2 separate regions of the Homo sapiens genome follow, and region 1 is linked to region 2. Evidence: chromatin loops called from intact Hi-C (ENCODE). Cell type or tissue: gastrocnemius medialis. All regions are shown on one strand. Links, peaks and the distances in the headings refer to the core of each region. The heading gives the core; the rest is flanking DNA. Region 1 holds the start of DNASE1L1 (deoxyribonuclease 1 like 1). Region 2 holds the start of SLC10A3 (solute carrier family 10 member 3).

Region 1 (8,646 bases), core at 1-8,000, 83 kb after region 2:
CTTCCTGTGAAGTCAGCAGAGCAGGAACCTCTAGGTGTGGCAACCAGGCTCCCAAATAGGGCTGAACGGTACACGCCCAGCCAGGGGCAAACCTGAAGCCAGGACACTGGGCTTCCAGTCCCTGGCCCAGAACTTCCTCACAGGATATCCTATGTCCAACCCCCAAATTTTTCCCAAGACTGTGGGGCCCTGGATGGTTTAGAGAACAGAGGGTTCTGGAGGCCTGACGTTAAAGGAGCTGTAAGATATGCCCTGTGGCCGTTCCTTGGTCCTGCTCCATGCCCAAGGCCCTCTCCAAATCATGCTCCCTCAGGGATGCTGCAGGAGCCACAAATCCAAGTCTCAGCCCTGGGGCAGAACGCCCGGAAACCGGAGTGCCAGGGCTCCATGAAAAGGCAGCGAGAAGGGGTTTGTTCTGACGAGGCTGGGCCCGTCCCGAATCCTCGCCTTTCCTCCCCCTGCCCAGCACACTGGCCCGGGTACCCCAGAGATGAGGGTCGTCCATGCAGGACTGGTGATTGGACACGGTGATGAGGGGCGTGGCCGGGCCTCGCTTCTCGATGAGCTCGTACAGCACCTCCCTGTTGTGCACGGTCAGGTGGTTCATGTACTCTGGCGGGGAAGGAGAAGTCAGGCGCTCCGGGCTCGCCCGCTAGGTCGGGGCCGCGGCGTCCCCCACCCTAAGTCCCACCTCCGGCCGGGCATGGGTACCCGGGCGGGCCTGCCTCGGCCTGGGCCCACTCACTGGTCCAGAAGCAGCTGTAGGTGCCCACCAAGCCCATGACGACGCTGCTGGCCAGGGTCCAGGTGAGCGGCGGCACCGCGGGGAACGGCCACTTCACGTGCAGAGGCATCCCCACCCGGCCCGCGGCCGGCGCTCCCAGCGCCCCGGGCCGGCCTGTGGGGCGCCTCTAGGTCTGCGACCTCGACCGCTCGAGACACTGGCCCCTGACTGGCCCGCGCACGGACGGACGGGGGCGCGGCGCAACAGGGGACTGGACCGAGGTCCCTTCGCAGGTCAGGCCGGAGCAGCGCCCGGCCCCGCTCTCTCGTCACTGGGGAGCGGTCGCCGGGGTCACAGGCCGTGGGCGCGCTGCGGAACGGGAGGAAACGGGAAGGCGGGCGCTGGCACCCCGGCCCGGTGCAACCGCCGGAAAGCGAACCTGCGCCGGTGCCCAGCCCGACCGACTGTCGCAAAGCGCGCACGGGCCGCTTGACGGCAGCGAGGCCAGCCCCGGGGCGGCGGGAAGTGGCCGTCACCCCGTGGGGCTCCCGCTTCCTGGCAGCCTCCTGCGCTCGCCTTTTGTCTCTCTAGTGTTTCTGTTTTTTGTTTGACACAGGGTCCAGCCAGACCCAGGCTGGAGTGCAGTGATGGGATCATGGCTCACTGCAGCCTCGATCTCCCAGACTCAAGCGATTCTCCTGCCTCAGCCTCCCGAGTAGCTGGGACCACAGGCGCCCGCCATCACACTCTGATCCACCCGCCTCGGCCTCCCAAAGTGTTGGGATGACAGCCGTGAGCCACCCCGCCCAGCCACATATACAATTTGACATAGTTACAGTACTACATGATACTATGTGTATGTAGCAATGTATAATCTACTGTATGGCAAAATATACAATATATACAGCAATATATACAAACATATTGTGTATCATATGTAATACAAGAAACAGTATTTTATACCATCTGATACAGTCACAATGTCAGCTACTACCTCTAGTTCTGAAACATATTCATGACCCGGAAAGAAAGCCCCCTATGCATTAAGCAGCCAGTTTTTTATTTTTATTTTATATTTATTTATTTATTATTATTTTTTTAGGAGTCTCGCTCTGTCGCCAGACTGGAGTGCAGTGGCACAATCTCGGCTCACTGCAACCTCCGCCTCCCGGGTTCAAGCTATTCTCCTGCCTCAGCCTCCTGAGTAGCTGGGACTACAGGCGCAGGTCGCCACGCCCGGCTAATTTTTTTTTTTTTTTGTATTTTAGTAGAGATGGGGTTTCACCATGTTGCCCAGGTTGGTCTCGAACTCCTGAGCTCAGGCAGTCCACCCACCTCAGCCTCCCAAAGTGCTAGGATTACAGGCATGGGCCACCGCACCCGGCAGTTTTTTATTTTTATTTTTATTTATTTTTATTTTTGAGACAGAGTCTTGCTCTGTTGCCCAGGCTGGAGTGCAGTGACGAGATCTCAGCTCATTGCAACCTCTGCCTCCCAGGTTCAAGCGATTCTTCTGTCTCAGCCTCCTGAGTAGCTGGGATTACAGGCGCAAGCCACCACACCTGGCTAATTTTTGTATTTTTAGTAGAGGCTGGGTTTCTTCATGTTGGTCAAGCTGGTCTCGAACTCCCGGCCTCAGGTGATCTGTCTGCCTCTCCTCCCAAAGTGTGAGTCATCCTACCTGGCCTGTTTTTTATTTTTAAACCATAATTTATTGATTTTTTTTTTTGAGATGGAGTCTCGCACTGTCGCCCGGGCTGGAGTGCGAGTGCAGTGGTGTGATCTCGGCTCACTGCAAGCTCCGCCTTCCAGGCTCAAGCAATTCTCCTGCCTCAGCCTCCTGAGTAGCTGGGATTACAGGCGCCCACCACCACGCCGGGCTAATTTTTTGTATTTTTAGTAGAAACGGGTTTCATTATGTTGGCCAGGCTGGTCTTGAACGCCTGACCTCGTATCCACCCGCCTCAGCCTCCCAAAGTGCTGGGATTACAGGCATGAGCCACCACGCCCAGCCCATAATTTATTGATTTTTTAAAATTTGTCCAGCCTTCTATTACCACGTCGAATCCATTAGCTACAGCCATCCCATGAGAAGCTGAGTGGATTCAGCCCCACCTCCTGCTCACAGACCCTGTCCGAGCACCTCATTTGTCCCAACAGCATTACTGCAGGACCCCCAGGACGTTGGACTGCCAGCTCCCTGGGTCTCCTCCTCTCTGGGGCAGATCCTCAGTCCTCCCTTGACTTCACGACTGTGGCCAGATCATGTGTGGACTGTCCCTCTCTTTGGGTCTCCAGAGCGCTTGCATCAAACACCCCTAACTCAGAAGTGTGCAGCCACACTGGGACTCAGAACCCAACAACAGGGACAGAAGACTCACGCCCTTGGGGTGCCCGGTCTCGTGGCATCAGGCATGACTTCCAGCTCCTGCGCCTTCCCCAGCAACTGCTGACTGGGGACCCAGACCGGGAGCTGAGCGACGGGCCTGGCGAGCGAAGCTCGGGGTCTCACTCAGGCACCAGCCCCTCCTTGCCCCAGGCTTGAGTGACTCACAGGTCTGTCATGTCCCGCTGGCCCGGGAAGGCGGGGTCTGGGTGGGAAGGTGGGCGGGCAGGTCAGCAGTTCCCAGGCCTGGTGCTGGTCCTCCTTGTTGGCGGCGAGGCGGAGACGGGGCGGGCCTGCCTGTTGGCAAGGGTGGGGCGTCCGGCCCAGCCAGGCCCTTCCTGGCCGGGTGGCTCAGGAACACAGCCTCTTCCTCTTTTTTTTCCCCTCCTAGCCCTATTCAGGCAGGAGCTGCTCTTCTGGGGTATCGCGATCCACTTAAGGATGAGGCAGACTTGGTGACAAGCTGGTCTGAGCAGGTATGGGAGCCCCCTGGGGAGACGGAAGAAGGGAGGAAGTTGCCTTCTGCCTGGGGAGGGTTTGAGAGGGAGAGGGAAGCCTAGGGCTCCCACCAAGGCTGATATTGACAGCCAGGGTTTGGGGCTGAAGCCAGGAACCGTCGCTCTCTCTGGTTCTTACTGGTAGCCCTCATGGGGGTCCCTGACGCCAGAGCCTCCAAGGCTGCATGTGCCAGCCCAGGGCTGCCCACATACCCATGTATATCCCAGAATAGGCACCAGGGTAGGGAACCCAAACTAGCATGAGTGACAGAGCAGGTGGTCAGGGAGAAACAGACATCAAACCCAGCCAGGAGAGAGACACCGCAACAGAGAGACAGAGAAGGGAAACCAGAGACGAGAGGGAAAGTGAGACAGAGACGGACAGAGCCTCAGAGAGGTAGGAAGTGAGCCCGAAGGGAAGGTGACAGGTTGATAGAGAAAAGCAGGCAGACAGAGCAGAGGAACTCATGCCTCAGGATGCAAAAGCCACATGGACAGGGCGTGGAGCAAGGAGCCGAGCCCTGCAAGGTCAGGTGAGTGTGAGACAAAGATAAACTGAGAGAGGGGGGCTCCAGCTGGTGAGATGAACAAGAAGGGCTCCCCAGTGGTGGCAGGGGCATGGGAAAGAGTCCCCATCACAGGTTGCAATGGGGATGATTTGGCCATATCTGAGACCTTTTAAAATGCACACACCCTTCACTGCCGGGAGTTTATCTTAAAGAGAACATCTCACAAGTGGGGAGACAGAGATGAACGAAGATGTTCCTGTAGTTGCTAATGGAGGCGAAAAGCACTGGGGTCTTGGAACAACATGGTGAAACCCCATCTCTCCAAACAAATTTTAAAAATTAGCTTGGTAGCCGGGCGCGGTGGCTCACACCTGTAATTCCAGCACTTTGGGAGGCTGAGGTGGGAGGATTACTTGAGGTCAGGAGTTTGAGACCAGCCTGGCCAACATGGTGAAACCCTGTCTCTACTAAAAGTACAAAAATTAGCCGGGTGTGGTGGCACGTGCCTGTAATCCTAGCTACTTGGGAGGCTGAGGCAGGATAATCTCTTGAGCCTGGGAGACGGAGGTTGCAGTGAACTGAGATCAAGCCACTGCACTCCAGCCTGGGAGACAGAGTGAGACTCCATCTCAAAAAAAGAAAAAAAAAATTAGCTTGGTGTGGCAGCATGCACCTGTAGTCCCATCTACTCGGAAGGCTGAGGTGAGAGCATCACTTGAGCCTGGAAGGTGGAGGTTGCAGTGAGCTGAGATCACATTACTGCCCTCCAGCCTGAGCAACAGAATGAGACTATCAAAAAAAAAAAAAAAAAAAAGGGGGGGGGCCGGGCGCGGTGGCTCACGCCTGTAGCCCCAACTACTCAGGAGGCTGAGGCAGGAGAATCACTTGAACCCGGAAGGCAGAGGTTGCAGTGAGCCAAGATCACGCCACTGCACTCCAGCCTGGTGACAGAGCAAGACTCCATCTCAAAAAAAAAAAAAAAAAAAAAAAAAAAGGTAGACTAGGCCAGGCGCAGTGGGTCAGGCCTATAATATCCCAGCACTGGCTGGGCGCAGTGGCTCACACCTGTAATCCCAGCACTTTGGGAGGCCAAGGCCGGCTGATCACCTGAAGTCAGGAGTTCGAGACCATCCTGGCCAAGATGGTGAAACCCTGTCTCTACTAAAAAATATAAAAATTAGCTGGGCGTGGTGGTGGGTGCCTGTAATCCCAGCTACTCGGGAGGCTGAGGCAGGGAGTTGCTTGAACCCAGGAGGCTGAGGTTGCAGTAAGCCGAGATCACGCCACTGCTCTCCAGTCTGGGCGACAGAGTGAGACTCTGTCTCAAAAAAAAAAAAAAAAAAAAAAAAAAAAAAAAAAAAAATCCCAGCACTTTGGGAGGCTGAGGTAGGAAGATCACTTGAGTCCAGCAGTTTGAGACCAGCCTGGGAAACATAGAATTCAGGAGGCTGCAGTGAGCTGTGATGGCACCATTGCACTCCAGTCTGGGCGACAGAGCAAGACTTTGTCCCAAATAAATAAACAATAAAAGAATAAGCTTGACCGCTTGTGCACTGTTGGCGAGAACGTAAAATGGTGCAGTCACCATGGAGACCAATATGACACTTCCTCAGAAAATTAAAACTAGAACTACCATATGATCCAGCAATTCCACTTCTGGGTATATACCCAAAAGAACTGAAAGCAGGGGCTGGGCGCTCTGGCTCACGCCTGTAATCCCAGCACTTTGAGAGGCCGAGGCGGGCAGATCACGAGGTCAAGAGATGCATGAGGCTGGGGCACCAGGGCTCATTCCTGCAATCCCAGCACTTTAGCAGGCTGAGGCAGGAGAATTGCTTGAGCCCAGGAGTTCAAGACCAGCCTGGGCAACATAGTGAGACCTTGTCTCTATTTAAAAAAAAAAAAAAAAAAAAAAAAGGACACGGTGGCTCACACCTGTAATCCCAGCACTTTGGGAGGCCAAGGTGGGCAGTTCACCTGAGGTCAGGAGTTCGAGACCAGCCTGACCAACATGAAGAAACCCCATCTCTACTAAAAATACAAAATTAGCTGGGCGTGGTGGAGCGTGCCTGTAGTCCCAGCTATTTGGGAGGCTGAGGCAGGAGAATCGCTTGAACCTGGGAGGCAGAGGTTGCAGTAAGCCGAGATCGCACCATTGCACTCCAGCCCGGGCAGCAAGAGCGAAACTCCGTCTCAAAAAAAAAAAAAAAAAACCAGATGGATGGATGAATGAATGAATGAACAAAATGTGGTCTACCCAGATGCCCAGACAATGGAATATGATTCAGCCATGAAAAGGAAAGAAATTCTACAGCCGGGTGCGGTGGCTCACGCCTGTAATCCCAGCATTTTGGGAGGCCGAGGCGGGCAGATCACGAGGTCAGGAGATCAAGACCATTCTGGCTAACATGGTGAAACCCCATCTCTACTAAAAATACAAAAAATTAGCCGGGCGTGTGGCAGGCACCTGTAGTCCCAGCTACTCGGGAGGCTGAGGCAGGAGAATGGCGTGAACCCAGGAGGCGGAGCTTGCAGTGAGCCGCGTTTGCGCCACTGCACTCCAGCCTGGGCGACAGAGTGAGACTCCGTCTCAAAAAAAAAAAAAAAATTCTGACATATGCTCCAACATGAATGACCCTTGAGGACATTTTGCTCAGTGAAATGAGCCAGTCACAAAAAGACAAATACTGTAGGATTTCACTTTTTTTTGAGACGGAGTCTTATTGTCGCCCAGGCTGGAGTGCAGTGGTGCGATCTTGGCTTGATCTTCACAGAGCAAGACTCTGTCTCAAAAACAATTTTTTTTTTTGGAGACAGAGTCTCACTCTGTCACCCAGGCTGGAGTGCAGTGGTATGATCTCGGGAGGTCACTGGGAGGCTGGTGCTGGGCAGCAGCTAGTGCCACTTTCTCTGTTCCATATTTCAGCGCTTCCAGAGCCAGAACTGAGCCCAGTGAGAGCGCACCCTGGGGCAGCCTGGATTCCTGGGGTGTCCCCGGCAGCCACACACAGCCATGCACTACCCAACTGCACTCCTCTTCCTCATCCTGGCCAATGGGGCCCAGGCCTTTCGCATCTGCGCCTTCAATGCCCAGCGGCTGACACTGGCCAAGGTGGCCAGGGAGCAGGTGATGGACACCTTAGTTCGGGTAAGTTCATCACTTCAGGGAAGCCGTGCCCCTAACCACCATGAGCCAAAGCCCCCATCCCTGCCTGACCAGGGGTATGTTCTAGAGAAGAGGGGAGAAGAAGAGGTGTGGCACGGAGATGCAGCGCAGGCGCTTGCCTGCTGCTGGCCTCAGTCTCCTCCTCTGTGAAACAGGTGACATGTGGGTGGGATGAGTCTTTTCCTGGGGCATTTCCAGTCCCACTGCTTTCTGTGGGCTGCAGTCAGTGAGCCTTAACACTCTGGGCCACAACAGTGCCAGTCCCCTGGGCCCACTGCCTCCTCTCAGGGCAGTTGGCACTGAGTCAGGCTGGCCTTCCTGATGTCCCACAGATACTGGCTCGCTGTGACATCATGGTGCTGCAGGAGGTGGTGGACTCTTCCGGCAGCGCCATCCCGCTCCTGCTTCGAGAACTCAATCGGTGAGGAAGATTCTGTGGGTCTAATCAGGGGCACACCCAGAGGCTTGAGGCCCTGACCCCGCCTCCCCTTTTCTTGGCAGATTTGATGGCTCTGGGCCCTACAGCACCCTGAGCAGCCCCCAGCTGGGGCGCAGCACCTACATGGAGACGTATGTGTACTTCTATCGGTGAGCACGGAGCTGGCAGCGCAGCAGGGTGGGGGGCGGTCCTTGGCCCTAATGTGAGGTAGGCTCATTAGTCCCCGGGGCCACAGGCCCCCCATCCTGGGACAGCCTCACCTGCTTTGCATGCTTTCTCTTCTCAACACCTTTTATTCTGGGCTCTTCCCATCCTCGACCCCCGCCAGAGTGTCCATAGAGCAGGAGGCCTTCCTTCTATAAGCACAAATGTGGGGTCCCTCCTCCTCTCTCCTGTGGGAGCTGCTGGGGCTCAGGGTGTGGCTGGCCCCCTCTATGAAAGTGGCCAGCAAGGGCTGCAGCTCCTGGGAAGAGGCTCCGTGGGGACCACTTATGGGCCTTGGGTAGACCCGATCTTCTAAGTCCCTGGGAGGACAGGCTGGCAGGGAGCCCTTTGGAGTCAGGATCCAGAGGGCAAGGGAGGCTGCAGGGAAGGAGAACTGATTCTCTATATAAATAAAATGATATGACATCTGGTATGCGCTCCAAAATTACTGGGTAGGCAGGGTACAGTGGCTCATGCCTGTAATCCCAACGCTTTGGGAGGCTGAAGCAGCAGGATCACTTGAACCCAAGAGTTCAAGGCTGCAGTGAGCTATGATTGTGCCAGTGCACTGCAGCCTGAGCAACAGAGTGAGACCATGTCTCAAAAAAAAAAAAAAAAAAAAAAAGAATGACATCAAAGTGTCCAAATGTCAAAATGTACTATACCCAGTCCGTGGAATATTATTCAGCCAGAAAGAGGAATGAAGCACAGACGTGCCACA
Region 2 (9,296 bases), core at 1,019-9,018:
CTGGAAATGGAGCAGGTTAAAACTTCCATGCTAGCCAGGTGCGGTGGCTCACCCCTGTAGTCTAGCACTTTGGGAGGCTGTCATGGGAGGATCCCTTGAGCCTAGGAGTTCGAGATGAGCCTGAGCAACATAGGGAGACCCTGTCTCTACGAAAAATTTTTAAAAATTAGCCAGGCATGGTAGTACACACCTGTATTCCTAGCTACTGGGGAGGCTGAGGCAGGAGGACCACTTGAGCCCAGGATTTCTGGGCTGTGGTATGCTATTCTGATCTGGTGTCTTCACTAAACTCAGCATCAATATGGTAATCTCCTGGGAGCAGGAGACCACCAGGTTTCCTAAGGAAGAGTGAACCAGCCCAGCTCAGAAACAGAGCAAATAAAAACTCCCATGCTGATCAGTAGTAGGATCGCTCCGTGAAAAGCCACTGCACTTCCAGCCAGGGTCACATAGCAAGACCCCACCTTAAAAAAAAAAAACAAACCCGAAAACCGGAGCTGGGGAAGGCCATGAAGGGAAGGTTCTCATGTGTGATGCCTGATAGCAAAACCCATCATGAGACTGCAAAAACTATAACCCTGTACAACGGCTATCATCACCAGAGTGATATAGTTTTTGCAGTCTCATCACCTTACACACAGAAAATACTTCTGTGAACACATCTACCCAGCAGCTGCTTGTCCAAATTTGGACTGATGCCACCTTTGTTATTAATCCTTGTAGCCAAGAATAATTACCTGAAAACAATTATGTAATTCTCATTTTTTCTTTAAAAACTTTTCTCAGCCGGGCACAGTGGTTCACACCTGTAATCCCAGCACTTTGGGAGGCTGAGGAAGGCGGATCACCTGAGGTCGGGAGTTCAAGACCAGTCTGACCAACATAGTGAAACCCCGTCTCTACTAAAAATACAAAATCAGCCGGGCGTGGTGGCGGGTGCCCGTAATCCCAGCCACTCAGGAGGCTGAGGCAGGAGAATCGCTTGAATCCAGGAGGCGGAGGGTGCAGTGAGCTGAGATCGCGCCATTGCACTCCAGCCTGGGCAACAAGAGCCAAACTCCATCTCAAAAACAAACAAACAGACAAACAAACAAACAAACAAACAAAAAACACCTTTGTCAGCCTGCTGCAATGGCTCATGTTTGTAATCCCAGCACTTTGGAAGGCCGAGACAGGAGAATTGCTTAAGCCCAGGAGTTTGGGACCAGTGTAAGGCAACATGGTTAAACCCCATCTCTACAAAAAATGCAAAAAAATTAGCCAGGCATGGTGGCACATGCCTGTAGTCCCAGCTACTCGAGGGGGCTGAAGTGGAAGGGTCACCCGAGTCCAGGAGGTGAAGGCTGCAGTTAGCCAGTATCACACCACTGCACTCCACCCTGGGCAACAGAGTGAGACCCTACCTTAAAAAACAACAACAACAAAACCCTTTTTCTCCCTTCGCCTCCCTGAATATACACAGTTTACTATGGCACACACATTCCCATTGCAGTACCCATTCCAAATAAATACCATTTTCTTTTAGTCTCCCTCTCTGTGACTTAGGATGGCATTCCCAATACTTCAGTACAAGTTCCTGGGGACTAACCCTCACTGGTCCAGACTGGATTATGGCATGATGTCTGCCCACTCTGAGTGGCTGGCTGGTTATACCTGGTTATGTGCCCACTCCAGGGCCCAGCGTTGGGGTCATCCACATGCAAACCATGTGTACTGAGAGTGGAGGAGGGATGGTTCCCCCAGAGAAAACTAAGGTGCTGCAACCTGATGCTGGGCAGGCAAAAGTGACAGGTGTCATTACACTTCCCTGTGGATACTCAATGTACCTCATACTTACACTAGCATATGCCTTCCATGCCTTTTTAAATTTTTTTAAAAATCTGTTTATGTAGAAATAGGGTCTTCCCATGATGCCCGGGCTGGTCTCAAACTCCTGGGCTCAAGCAATCTTCCCTCCTCAGCCTCCCAAAATGCTGGGATTACAGGTATGAGCCACCTCACCTGGCCTCTTTATTTATCAAATACTGTTTCTGGGCCAGGCACGGTGGCTTATGCCTGTAATCCCAGCACTTTGGGAGGTCGAGGTGGGTGGATCACCTGAGGTCAGGAGTTTGAGACCAGCCTGGCCAACATGGTGAAACCCCACCTCTACTAAAAATACAAAAATTAGCTGGGTGTGGTGGTACATACCTGTAATCCCAGCTACTTGGGAGGCTGAGGTAGGAGAATCACTTGAACCCGGGAGGCAGAGGTTGCAGTGAGCCAAGACTGTGCCACTGCACTCCAGCCCGGGCGATAGAGTGAGACTCTGTCTCAAAAAAAAAAAAAAAAAATCCTGTTTCTAGAGGCCCCTGCCTCAAGAGCAGAGGTAGGCATGCCTCTCAGGGTCACCACTGTGACCTTATTACATAATACCTGGCAGGCCTCCCATCTGAAATGTGTTGATGTTGTTTCAGCTGTTGCTATCATTTGTTCCATCTGTTTGTTCGGTCCAGATGACTTCTCTTTGGGCACTAGATATCCTCACCTCTTCCTCCTTCTCTTCTAGGGTAAATTATTATTATTATTACTATTATTATTATTATTATTTTGAGTCAAGGTCTCACTTTGTTGCCCAGGCTGGAGTGCAGTGGTGCCATCTCAGCTCACTGCAGCCTCCATCTCCCGGGGTTCAAGCGACCCTCCCACGTCAGCCTTCCGAGTAGCTGGGAGTACAGGCGCATGCCACCACGCCAGGCTAATTTTTGTATTTTTTGTAGAGATGGGGTTTTGCCATGTTGCCCAGGCTGGTCTTGAACTCCTGAGCTCAAGTGATCCACCCGCCTCGGTCTCCCAAAGTGCTGAGATAACAGGCGTGAGCCACCCGCACCCTGGGGTAAATTACTGATTCCCTAAACCAACTAGGAACATTGTCTTGCCTTTAATTTTGCTATTCCCTTTTCCTGCAGACAAAGCCACCAAATTCTTCATGTCAGATATCCCACCTGCCCACTTGGGCTTTTCAGGGAAGGCTGAAGTGATTGACAATAACAGACAGCAGTCTTCTGACTGCATTTGCTCTCCTTGACACCTGGCAAAAACAAGAATTGGTGGCTGCCAAGTGGCTAGTTCCAGGTGAATTTTACTGACAGTGTCAGGCAGGCCCAACAGCACAGGCAAGTGGAATACAAAAATTCCCTTTTCCTTCAAGAAGGACACAACTTTTTGGGTTTTCCTTCTTTGGCTTTTCCAGCTGACTCCTTTCTCCCTCTGGCCAATTTTACCCCATCCTCAGACAATCCCTACCCTCACTGCCGTTTTCCAAATTGCAATCTTCAGCCCCAGCATGTGCCTAGTCCAGCCCTTTCACCTGTCCTAGTCTAAATACTGTCTACTTCCATCAGGACCCTTCAACCCCATTTGAAAGGGACAGAACAACCTTTCCAGAACACCAAGTACAAACACACAAATCGCTTCTGCCTTAGTGATCCCTGGAGGCTAAACAATGGCTGAGAGCTATGGCTGCAAATGTTTTTGATCATCCACACATCAAACCCTTGTAACAACCCTCAGCATATGTATATTTGCTCATATTATACGCACATACTAACTTGAACTTTGTAAAACACACACAAAAATCAATTTTTTTTTTTTTGAGATGGGAGTCTCACTCTGTTGCCCAGGCTGGAGGAGAGTGGCGCGATCTCGGCTCACTGCAACCTCCCCCCACCCGGGGTTCAAGAGATTGTCCTGCCTCAGCCTCCCAAATAGCTGGGACTACAGGCGCCCACCACCACGCCCGGCTAATTTGTTTGTATTTTTAGTAGAGACGGGGTCTCACCGTGTTAGCCAGGATGGTCTCAATCTCCTGACCTCGTGATCCGCCCGCCTCGGCCTCCCAAAGTGCTAGGATTACAGGCATTAGCCACCGCACCCGGCCAAAAAAACTTTTTAAGCTGGGCATGGTGGCATGCTCCTGTAGTCCCAGCTACTTGGGATACTGAGGTGGGAAGATCGCTTGAGCCCAGGGGTTCGAGGCTGCAGTGATTATGATGGCACTACTGCATTCCAGCCTGGGTAACAGAGCGAGACCCTGTCTCTAAATAAATAAATAAAGTTTTAAAATAAATTTAAATGTCAATAAATTTATTAAAAGTATATTATTTGGCTGGGCACGGTGGCTCACACCTGTAATCCCAGCACTTAGGGAGGCTGAGGCGGGTGGATCGTTTGAGGTCACGAATTTGAGACCAGCCTGGCCAACATGGCAAACCCTGTCTCTACTAAAAAATATAAAAATTAGCCGGGTGGTAGTGGCGCACGCCTGTAATCCCAGCTACTCAGGAGGCTGAGGCAGGAGAATCGCTTGAATCCGGGAGGCGGAGGTTGCAGTCAGCCGAGCTTGTGCCACTGCACTCCAGCCTAGGCGACAGAGCGAGACCCTGTCTCAAAAATAAATAAATAAGTAATAAAAACAAATGTATATCATTCATTTGAAACATTAGAGACGTGGGTGGTTTTGTTCTGTTCTGTTTCCACATCTGCAACCATGCGTCTTGTGCACCTACCCGGGGCAAATACCTCCGACTCCATCACAGTCTTGACAAGAGGTTGAAGTGTGCAGATTGATTCCAGTTGCACCAATAAGCTTTGGGAACATATGATCCCCCCCCCCCCAACTCTGTACTGTCTTCTGTACTGCCTTCCGACCTTCTTTCTACACATTCCCATCATATTTTTCCCCAACTTTCTGCCTTCTTTCTCTTCCTTTACCACAAAGCCTCTGCACCTTGCTAGTGGCGCCAAAGTTTGGAAAAGCAGACAAGTCCACTTAATGTTCCACAGTATAGAAACTGGCCTACGCCGGGCGCAGTGGCTCACGCCTGTAATCCCAGAACTTTGCGAGGCCGAGGCGGGTGGCTCACGAGGTCAGGAGTTCGAGACCTACCTGGCCAACATGGTGAAACCCCGTCTCTACTAAAAATACAAAAATTAGCCGGGCGCGGGGGCGGACGCCTGTAATCTTAGCTACGCGGGAGGCTTAGAGAGGAGAATGGATTGAACCCGGGAGGCGGAGGTTGCAGGGAGGCGGAGGTTGCAGTGAGCCGAGATCGCGCCACTGCACTCCGGGCTGGGTGACAGAGCAAGACTCAGTCTCAGAAAATAAATACATAAAATAGAAATAGGCGCTCGGTCAATACTTGAACGAAAGGAGGAACTCCGCACAGAGCCTGGCGTCCAGGTCGGTCAAACTCAACCCTGGGGCCCCAGGGCTGGGCACCTTGAGCGGCAACGTGGCCAAAACCCTAACCCCGGGCACCCAGCCCTGCTAACGTCTAACCCTCTGTCCCATTGCCTTTAGAGGTCGCAGCGTAATCGGGAATGCCTGGGGCTCCCTCCCAGAGCGGGTCGCCCCAGCGATCACAACAGCTTCAGATGCGCTGCCAAGCGATTGGTCCAGGCAGCGCCAAGCGCCGACCAGCTCACCCGCACCGCGCCCGCGCCGGCGCGTCACTCCCAGAGACGTCACAACCGGTCGGAGCCCAGCGAGCAGCCGGAGTTGAGCTGGACGCTGAGGGGGGGGCGGGGCCCTGACGCGCGGGGCGGGGAAGGGAGGGGCTTCGGTGGGGCGGGGCCCTGACAGGCCGAGCTCGCGGGCGACTGCCGGCCAGGCAGACGCTGCAGCTAAGCTGCGCGGTGGCTGTGGCAGGTGAGAGCCTCCGGAAGGGAGGCGGCCTCTGGCCCCGACCCTGCTCCGCGATCGCCCACTCGGGCGCCCGGCCGGGCCTGGCAGGGAAGGGCCGCCGCCGCCGCCGCGCGTTTGCGAGGCCTGGCGGGGCCGCGGGGCCCAGGAATGGCGTAAGGGGCCCCCCCAGACTCCGAGACGGCCCGAGCGGGTCGCCGGCTGTGGGACGGCGGCGTGCCCTTCCTTTCCTCCCTCCCAGGTTCGCGCCCGAGCTCTGCTAGCCACCCGTCCGACAACTTCCGGACTCCCAGGTAGGGAGGAGCCCCTGTTAGCACTGCCAGTTACCCCGAACACTTGGCCGTTTTGGAAGGGCCGGGACTCCCTCCCCTGCCTTGTGGGTGCATCTGCTCAAACTCTGTCGGCCCCTCAAGCAGAAATGGTGTGGGATCTGGGCCAAACCCCTCTTGGAGTGACTCAGAGCCGCCAGCCCTACTGGAGGGATGGGGCATGGGGTGGATGGCCCCTAGCCTTTCCCTTCTGAGCTGGTTTGTATCACCCCGGTGGCTTCAGTCCTGGTGCCTTCATCTTAGCTCCTGTACTTTGCCTCTCCCACCCCACTGGTTTTCCTGCCTCCCTCTTCAGAGGTAAGACACATGGCTGGACCAAGGCCTCCAGGGTAAGTGACCCGAACTTCAAGCCAGCAGAGGCCATGTCATCCTAAGCTAGGGATAGGGGAGGCTCGCCGGGATGAGCCTTTGGCTTAACCTAACCTCTGCTCCCTACTTCTGCCTCACCCCAGTCTCAGATGACGGGAGGCCAATGCCAAAGACGGATAGGATCTATAGAGGCAGTCCTCTTCTAGGACTGGGACACAACAGTGCATGAGGCAACTGACAGGGGTGATGTAAAGCTGTTGTGTCTCCATCCTGGTTGCCCCAGTTCTAGCAGGTGATGTGACACTACGGTGGTCGCTGCCCAGATTGAGAAGTGGAAGGGGGTGTTGCTGGCCGCTAGAAACACTCATAATTCCACTGAGTTTGAGGCTCTGGTAGGGGCGCATGTGGGCATGGGAAGGAGCCCTGCACTCTGAGCACAGCCTCTCAGATGTAACGCAGTGGCTCTGGGAGGTCAAAGTCTCAGCCCAGTGGGAGCTCTGACAAAAGGAGGAGAAACCCCCCCAGTAGACATGTGGCTCTGTCTGATCCACTCCTGCCGCCCCTTCTGGCAACTTCCCTGGGGAGGGAGGACCTGCTTCCCAGCAGGACCTTCATCGAGTCACTGTAGGGGCAGGTAGAGTGGGCCAGGGAGCCACAGCTGAATGGCACTCAAGGGCCATCACTAGGCATTGCCTCTCCATTCCTGAGTGTGGGGCAAGGGTCCCTGCTGAGTTTTACTCTTAGCAGTGGGCTTCCAGATCCCCATGCTCCTGGGTTCTTGACTGCCTCCCTCTTCAGAGGTAAGACACATGGCTGGACCAAGGCCTCCAGGGTAAGTGACCCTCACCAGCTGCCTCTCTGTGTCCCTTACCTCCTCAGGGACAGCCCTGCCATCAAGGAAGACAGCACAGGACTGGGACCCACCCATGAACCCTTCTCAGGACAACCCAACAGCACCAGTGGGGATGTTCTCCTAAGCCGCAGAGGGCCTGGGCACGCCATCCGTCCTCCAGGAAGAGCCATGGTGTTAATGCAGGACAAGGGCAGCTCTCAGCAGTGGCCTGGTCTGGGGGGCGAGGGTGGTGGCACAGGTCCCTTAAGCATGCTCAGAGCTGCCCTGCTGCTCATCAGCCTGCCATGGGGGGCCCAAGGGACAGCCAGCACCAGCCTCAGCACTGCTGGGGGTCACACCGTGCCACCGACTGGGGGCCGCTACTTGAGCATTGGAGATGGCTCTGTGATGGAGTTTGAGTTTCCTGAGGACAGTGAGGGCATCATCGTGATCTCCAGCCAGTACCCAGGCCAGGCCAACAGGACGGCGCCTGGCCCCATGCTCAGGGTCACCTCCCTGGACACAGAGGTGCTGACCATCAAGAACGTGAGTGCTATAACCTGGGGAGGCGGGGGTGGCTTTGTGGTGAGCATCCACTCAGGCCTGGCTGGGCTGGCCCCACTCCACATCCAGCTCGTGGACGCCCATGAGGCCCCGCCCACACTGATTGAGGAGCGGAGAGACTTCTGCATCAAGGTCTCACCTGCTGAAGACACGCCTGCCACCCTCAGCGCCGACCTGGCCCACTTCTCGGAAAACCCAATCCTCTACCTGCTCCTGCCTCTTATCTTTGTCAACAAGTGTTCGTTTGGGTGCAAAGTGGAACTCGAGGTTCTGAAGGGGCTCATGCAGAGCCCCCAGCCCATGCTGCTGGGCCTCCTGGGCCAGTTTCTGGTCATGCCCTTGTACGCTTTCCTCATGGCCAAGGTCTTCATGCTGCCCAAGGCCCTGGCTCTGGGCCTCATCATCACCTGCTCGTCGCCTGGCGGCGGGGGGAGCTACCTCTTCAGCCTCCTTCTTGGAGGGGACGTCACCCTGGCCATCTCCATGACTTTCCTCTCTACGGTGGCTGCCACTGGCTTCTTGCCTCTGTCTTCGGCCATCTACAGCCGCCTGCTCAGCATCCATGAGACGCTCCACGTGCCCATCTCCAAGATCCTGGGGACCCTGCTGTTCATTGCCATCCCCATAGCCGTGGGCGTGCTGATCAAGTCCAAGCTCCCCAAGTTCTCCCAGCTGCTGCTGCAGGTCGTCAAGCCCTTCAGCTTTGTGCTCCTCCTGGGCGGCCTCTTCCTGGCCTATCGCATGGGGGTCTTCATCCTGGCAGGCATCCGGCTACCCATCGTACTGGTGGGTATCACGGTGCCCCTGGTTGGCCTGTTGGTGGGCTACTGCCTAGCCACGTGTCTGAAGCTGCCAGTGGCCCAGCGGCGGACGGTCAGCATTGAGGTAGGGGTGCAGAACAGCCTGCTGGCCTTGGCCATGCTGCAGCTATCCCTCCGCCGCCTTCAAGCTGACTATGCCTCCCAGGCCCCCTTCATTGTGGCGCTGAGCGGCACCTCCGAGATGCTGGCCTTGGTCATTGGCCACTTCATCTACAGCAGCCTGTTCCCAGTTCCCTGAGGCCTCTGGGTCAAGCTTTCATCAGCCCCAGCCCCCACACTCCACCAAAGTTCTCATGCACTATGCACTCAGAAAAATCCAGGCTTATTTTTTTTACTGATTTTTTATTCTCCAGCTTTCAGTGCCAAAGAGGCCATGCTGAGTTAGGTAGGTGGGCGCTGCCCAGAAAATATATTTCAATAAAAGAGAGAAGCAAGCTTGGGTCCCTTCTACTCTTTGCCCTTTGGGGCCTGGGCGTGGGGGTAGAAAGAGTGTGCTGGGTAAGTGTGGACCAGGGTGGAGGGCCAGCTTGGGTGACACGGTGACCCCTGCATAGGCTTTCCCTATCAGCCCTCCCCGGGGGTGTCCCCACTCTGGGAGAGGTGGGAGGATGAGGGCAGAGGCGTAGCCCCCCTGCCCCCTCTCAAGCTCAGTGGAGCGTTTCGCAGCCAGACCAGAAAGGAGGAGGTAGGAAGCCACCAGACAGGGAGCGGGGGCGGGCCGTCTGTGGGTATGCAGGGCCAGGCGCCGCCAGCAGTCC

Evidence for each region. Hi-C counts contacts between places; a loop is a spot of excess contacts. Peaks named below come from ENCODE experiments on the same cell type or tissue, not always from the same donor. Only the 100,000 strongest peaks of a DNase experiment are listed, where the experiment ranks them.
Region 1: it touches region 2 in a loop (4-fold over the local background); 17 of 110 quality-filtered maps call a loop at or near these places.

Annotation. Positions count from the first base shown.
Region 1 is chrX:154,404,052-154,412,697 of GRCh38, reverse strand. It overlaps DNASE1L1 (deoxyribonuclease 1 like 1), which reads left to right and starts at 3,444. Exons shown (of 8, transcript NM_001303620.2): 1 at 3,444-3,586; 2 at 7,043-7,264; 3 at 7,615-7,703; 4 at 7,784-7,870. The coding sequence starts at 7,130. TAFAZZIN (tafazzin, phospholipid-lysophospholipid transacylase) reads right to left here and starts at 1,159. Exons shown (of 11, transcript NM_000116.5): 1 at 746-1,159; 2 at 484-612. The coding sequence starts at 854. RefSeq lists a silencer at 633-1,172. In gastrocnemius medialis, for the core only: no CTCF peak of the experiment used is centred there; DNase peaks (open chromatin) are centred at 567, 1,197, 3,327 and 3,877; H3K4me3 peaks cover 3,032 bases; H3K27ac peaks cover 4,907 bases.
Region 2 is chrX:154,486,987-154,496,282 of GRCh38, reverse strand. SLC10A3 (solute carrier family 10 member 3) reads left to right here and starts at 5,654. Exons shown (of 2, transcript NM_019848.5): 1 at 5,654-5,976; 2 at 7,201-8,972. The coding sequence starts at 7,343. The coding sequence ends at 8,776. It also overlaps the pseudogene RN7SL697P. RefSeq lists a silencer at 5,422-5,931 and an enhancer at 9,065-9,124. In gastrocnemius medialis, for the core only: no CTCF peak of the experiment used is centred there; DNase peaks (open chromatin) are centred at 5,502, 6,016 and 6,606; H3K4me3 peaks cover 1,832 bases; H3K27ac peaks cover 2,060 bases.